Regions from separate parts of the Homo sapiens genome. Here region 2 is linked to region 1. The links are chromatin contacts, found by Hi-C in ENCODE. All regions are on one chromosome and are shown on one strand. The core of a region is the stretch at or near the end of the contact, and the rest is flanking DNA. Distances in the headings are between cores, read along the strand shown. Region 1 overlaps AFG2A (AAA ATPase AFG2A). Region 2 has its middle 3.6 kb from the start of TRC-GCA2-1.

Region 1 (2,803 bases), core at 99-2,598:
TTAAGGGTTTAACCATAATCATTTTTTTTTCAGTCACTGAACAGAAACATCAGTATAATTTTAAGTGAACTCTCAGCTATAATAATTAAGTATATAAAAATCCATTCACTAGAATATTCAATGTTAACACTACACAACAGCTTTTCATATGTCTTAATGACTCACATTAAATAATAAAATTTAAAAACTCCAACTCTAACTTTAAAAAAAATTTGTGTTCTAACAACAATCTCCCCAAATTACTTCTTGGGTAGATGTTTCGGATGGTTGTTGGAGATGCTGCATTTTTTTAAGCCTGTAGAGAATTACCAAAAGCCTGACTCAAGTATCAGAAAAAGTTTAAACTAAGAAAACAAAAAGCAACAATTATTAAATCTGTTTTTATGTTTACCCTGAGATACTTCTACCAATAATTTCCCACAAACTACCAGGGAGATACTTCTTTCTCAGACACAATGGTTTTTTTCCCAACTAAATGCATTTCTGAACTTAAACGCATGAAAAGTTAATAAACGGAAGGAAAAGCAAATTCAGAGCTGTCATTTTAAAATTATATTCTTAAAGGGTTTAAGGGTATCATTTGTGGAACACAAAGAGATTTCCTTCTCAACAACATTCCAGGACATCACTCTTTCCTGCCTACCAGCAGACAAGATTATACTTGTCTGGTATGTCAGTAAAGTATTTACACAAAGACAGTTTTTCAGAATCTTCTCATTGTGAACACAAAACAGGAAATACAGTAATACCATCAGTATATGTTAAACACTGTTTAGTATAAACTGTATTTTTTCCTTAATGAGTACTAGCTTAACCTCCAGGAGGAAGAGGTGAAAATAAGCACATCTAAAAACACATTATCACTAGTTGTTTGCAGCCAGCCAAAGAAAAGGTTAAGGAAGAAAAACTCAATAAAACTTTCCAAACTACATTTTAGTTAGTGTTATACTATAGCCTCTAATAAAAACTCATTTTTCTCAAGTTCATAGGGGAAAATAAAGGTATTCCATAAAAGTTAATATTTTTGAATAAAAAATAGCCTAATTAATAACAGGCAATTTAACAGAAATACTGCTTCTGAGGCAGAAAAAACAAATTTCTATGTAAAGTGGCCATCCATCAAAAACACCAAATAATAAAGCATTTCATGATCTAAAAAAATTAATTCCTTTTATTTAAATTTATTAAAAAAAACTGTTTACCTTCCGTGGCTAAACAGTAATACAATTCTATCAGCTTACCAACTGAAGAGCTTTGAAATGTATTTACAAACTGATTATATAAAGTACAGCTTGTGTCCTAAGCAGAAAAACACAGAGAAAATTTTAATTTCCCATAAGATAGTTGAATGAACTATGGTTTGACTGCCCTCTGCTGATGTGAAATTTTTACAACTATAAAAACTGATATGATAAAACTGTGATATTATGATTTTAAAATAACTGTTTCTACTCAGATCCTGGTTTCATTATTGACTTCCTGTGAAAACTAAAGAGATTTAAATATTTAGCTTCTGTGTCTTATGTTTATTTATTTTTAGAGACAAGAGTCTCACCCTGTCACCCAGGCTACAGAGCAGTGGCAAGATCACGGATCACCATAGGCCTCAACCTCTAGGATCTAGCTAGCAATCCTCCTGCCTCAACCTCCTGAGTAGCCAGGGCTACAGCTGATTTTTCAATTTTTGTAGAGACAAGGTCTCCCAAAGTTTCCCAGGCTGGTTTCAAACTCCTAGCCTTAAGTGATCCTCCTGCCCCAGGCTCCCAAAATGTTGGGATTACAGGTGTGGGCCACTGCACTTGGCCATGTAGTCTTATTTTTAATTAACGGGCAAAATTCATGAAACAACTATTATCTGACGGCTATCAAAAATATGATTTGATCTCTGTATTAGTTCCTTCTCATGCTGCTAATAAAGACATACCCAAGGCTACTGGGTAGTTTATAAAGGAAAAAAGTTTAATTGACTCATAGTTTGGCATGGCTGGGGAGGCCTCAGGAAACTTACAATCATTGTGGAAAAGTAAGCAAACACATCCTTCTTCACATGGTGGCAGGAAGGAGAAGAATGAGAGCAAAAGGGGAAAAGCCCCTTATAAAACCTTCATATCTCATGAGAACTCACTGACTATCATGAGAACAGCACGGAGGTAAGCACCCCCATGATTCAATTACCTCCCACCAGGTCTCTCCCATGACATGTGGGGATTATGGGAACTATAATTTGAGATGAGATTTTGGTGGGGACACAGCCAAACTGTATCAATCTCTCTGACCTCAAGATACTTACATGTTATTAGAAAGACAGGAAAAACCTGGAACACATGAACTATTAGAGAACATCAAGAACTAAGCTAGGTGGTACAGAAGACAAGTAAGCTAGAGAAAAAAGATTTGTAGAGCCAATTTAGTAAAAACTAAACAAAACCTCAAAAATAAAAAATTCATGGAAAAGGCTGTTAAGACAGGCAGTCAAGGAAAAGTAATGAGCATGGTTTTAGATGAAAGAGGAGGAGACAAAATAAGCAAAAGCCTGGAGAAAATAATGAATGTATAATAGTACGTGCATATCACATGACTACCAGAAGACATAATTGCCAAGATAAAAGGTAAATGTTCAGTGAAAACAGAAAATACTATAATGGTAAGATGCTGCATGGGGTATGGGCAACTTTTGCAAAGTGAAAAAGCCAGAATGAAGAGCTGGACTTGATGAGGCAAACAAGGAGTCCCTGTATGTTCCTTAACAGTATATCACTCCTTTAGGAAGAATACTATAAAACAGAATGAATATGAAATGGTG
Region 2 (2,803 bases), core at 96-2,595, 380 kb before region 1:
GAAATGTCACCATGCTCCAGGGCTCTATGGGCAGTCTTCCACTTTTCTACAATACCCCAAACCTATGTGTACCTTTCCCCAGCCTGATGTTGAACACACTCTAAATTACAGCTGTGGACACAGAAGCACAGGTGCGGCCCAGCTGCAGTGGCCATCCTGCCCATCAACCTCTCTGCTTACAAGCCCAAGAGGTCAATGCGAAGCAGCAGGGCCCCCTGAGGACAAGACGTCTCCCTTTTCCCGTAGTTGCACGGGAAGCAACCCGAGACCTCCGAACTTGATGTTTAATGTGAAAAAAGGAAAGAGAGGGAGCCCATGAAAAACAATCTTGCAAGAATTCTGAACACACTTCTTTCGGCTACTCTCTGCCTAAGTGCAAAGGGCACCAAAAGGGTACGTGGGGTCTCCACTGTACTCATGGCTCACCAAAAGAGGCGACTCCCTTCCAGCAATTACTTTTTCTTAATACGGAGGCGCTTCGGCAGGGCTGACCAGACCCATGAGTCTCTCATGCCCTCTCCTTGACAATGCAGCAAGGGGGAATAGCAACAGTTAAAAGAGCGGACCACCTTAAGTAAAGGAAAAAGCGTATTTCCATATTCTTAAACAAAGGGGTTCTGCACCATCTGTCCCTGTCTGGGTGCCTCCGCTCCACACTGAGAGGATTTGCGAGGGATTCAAGTGCACCTTATAGATTAAATAGTCACTCGGCTGCTTAAGCCCGGTTGCCCAGACAATGGCCGCGCAGAGCGCCCCTTCCTCCTTCCTTCCTGTCGAGCGTTCTGCCTGACTACACAAACTCAATGCGCGCGGCTCCCCCGATGCAAGAAGTGGACTTGACCGGAGCTAAAACCAACAAAGGCAGATTCTGGTGGGAGCTGCGGAAGCGCCGGGCACTGAGTCAACAAGCGGGTCGCATTGAAATGCAAATGGCGCGGCCGCGGCCCCGGCGCACCACCTCCCGCTCCTTAACTTCTCAACCCCCGGGCCTCGCCGGGCCTTGAATGGCTCCTTTGACGCGCGGTGGCCGGCTCGGGCCGTGGTCGCGGCCTCGGCGGCGGCGGCGGCAGCGCTGCGTCCCTGCGAACTCTTTTTTTTTTTTTTTTTTTTTTGCCGTAGTTATAATTGCCCTAACTCATCATCACATCATCATCATCACCCTTCCAGACTTGCGGGTGTACACAGCCTGAAGCGCAGAATTCCCTGATCAGTGACCGAGGAACTGAAAATTTCAGCCTGCTGCTAAGGGGGGAAAAAAGTTCCAAAGTCCAATTGTGGCGGTTAGGTTTTGTTTTTTCTAAGAATTTACTCACTTAAGTATTTACTCACTTAAATCCTGTGCGCTTTCTTTTATCCAGAAAGAACCAGACTTAAATTTTTTCAGGTGCTAGATGACATATTTAGCTTAGAAGGAAGTTCTCGCGGATGCTCTGTAAACGTTTAAGTAAAAACAAATCCCGTTTGGCACTTAGTTACCGCCCGCCGTCTCTCCCCACGCCTCCATCCCTTGTTTTACTTTGGCGAGATAATATTATCAGTTTGCTGTTTATTTTGTGCTTTCCCTAAGGTCTAAAGTTAATGCATGTCCTGTTAAAATTCCTACAGGACAGTAAAGGGAGAGTAAAGGTGAGTTTTCTTTACAGAAATAAAAGGCTAATTTAATTTTTTTAAACGATGAGTTACTAGTAGTAGTTTAAAGCTACGTGGTAATTAAAAGTCACCTGAAAACCTAAGATGACCTTCTACAGGAGCTATATTTGGCTGCTATTTCAGACTGTTAGGAAATAAGGACTGATATATCTATAACAAATATAATGAAGTAAATAATTTTTCAACTCCTAATTTTGTAAGTTAACCAGAATATAATCGTATTTGAACATCTAATAGTTGTGTAATTCACTGAAATACACAGATTATTTTGCTAAAAAGCAACTAAAGAAACATGCTACCATCTTTAATTTTGCATAATTTTTAATTTATTTGGTATAACAGAGTCGAATTTAAGAAAAACTTTCATAGTTGGCGTGGCTTAAAATCAGAATACTTTATGCTTTTTGAAGGTAGGTCTTTTCTTTTGGTAACACCTCCCTACCCAGCACACAGGTGTGTGTGCAAACACACACACACACACACTTTGGCCTATAAAAAATAATTGTTGGATTGCGTTGAGCTGAGTTGAGTAGACTTAAAGAGTCGAGTTGCTCTACAAGGCAAGATTCAGAATTACAGTAATGGCATTACTTTCTGTAATGTATATCCAATAGTTCTGCTTGCGCATCCATTCTCCCTTATAGAAGGTGAACCTAATTTTCATTCAGAGGACTATCCCTCTCCCACTCACAGTCTCAGTGGTTCAGTGAGGCCGACCCCATCCACATACATGGCTCCAGGGCCACAGCTAGTCCATACAATGTCTTCACACAAGTTAGAAAAATGCACTGCTTCCTTCAGGCAAATGAAGTCCAGCACCAGAGCACCAGCCTTGCCCAGAAAATAGCCAGGGTTGCACTGCCTTGTCAGCTGGGGCTTTGTACACTTCACATCACATGCAGTCCTTCCTATTTCCAGCAGTAAACATGTGACTGCCATCAGCCTATTCAGTCTATAGTGGTAAGTTTCAGGAACAGGCATATGAACCAAGTTGATCTCATGATAGCCGGGAACTTTTGCTGAAATTATTAGAATAAAGCCATTCTTGCTTTCTAGTGGAACTGAATAACTCAGGGGTTCCCAACCCCCAGGCCACATACTGGTACTGGTCCGTGGCCTGCTAGGAACTGGGCCACACAGCAGGACACTGCTC

The links. A loop is a pair of places that touch in the nucleus more often than their neighbours do. Pooled maps may share reads with other maps.
Region 2: a loop to region 1 is called in a pooled map, with 2.7 times the contacts of the local background. The contact joins two enhancer-like sites. A Hi-C loop is called at or near these places in 1 of 168 maps with a recorded cell type or tissue (breast epithelium) and 3 of 50 pooled maps.

The regions. Positions count from the first base shown.
Region 1 is chr4:123,125,941-123,128,743 of GRCh38, reverse strand. The region is part of intron 14 of AFG2A (AAA ATPase AFG2A); the gene reads right to left. Among named protein-coding and RNA genes, the nearest start is that of AFG2A, 200 kb to the right of the region's middle. Within about 2 kb of position 1,348, at least 3 of the 41 ENCODE cell types and tissues checked have a DNase peak (open chromatin) inside an H3K27ac peak, as active enhancers do.
Region 2 is chr4:123,503,908-123,506,710 of GRCh38, reverse strand. No RefSeq gene overlaps it. Among named protein-coding and RNA genes, the nearest start is that of TRC-GCA2-1, 3.6 kb to the left of the region's middle. RefSeq lists an enhancer at 323-1,170. Within about 2 kb of position 1,345, at least 29 of the 41 ENCODE cell types and tissues checked have a DNase peak (open chromatin) inside an H3K27ac peak, as active enhancers do.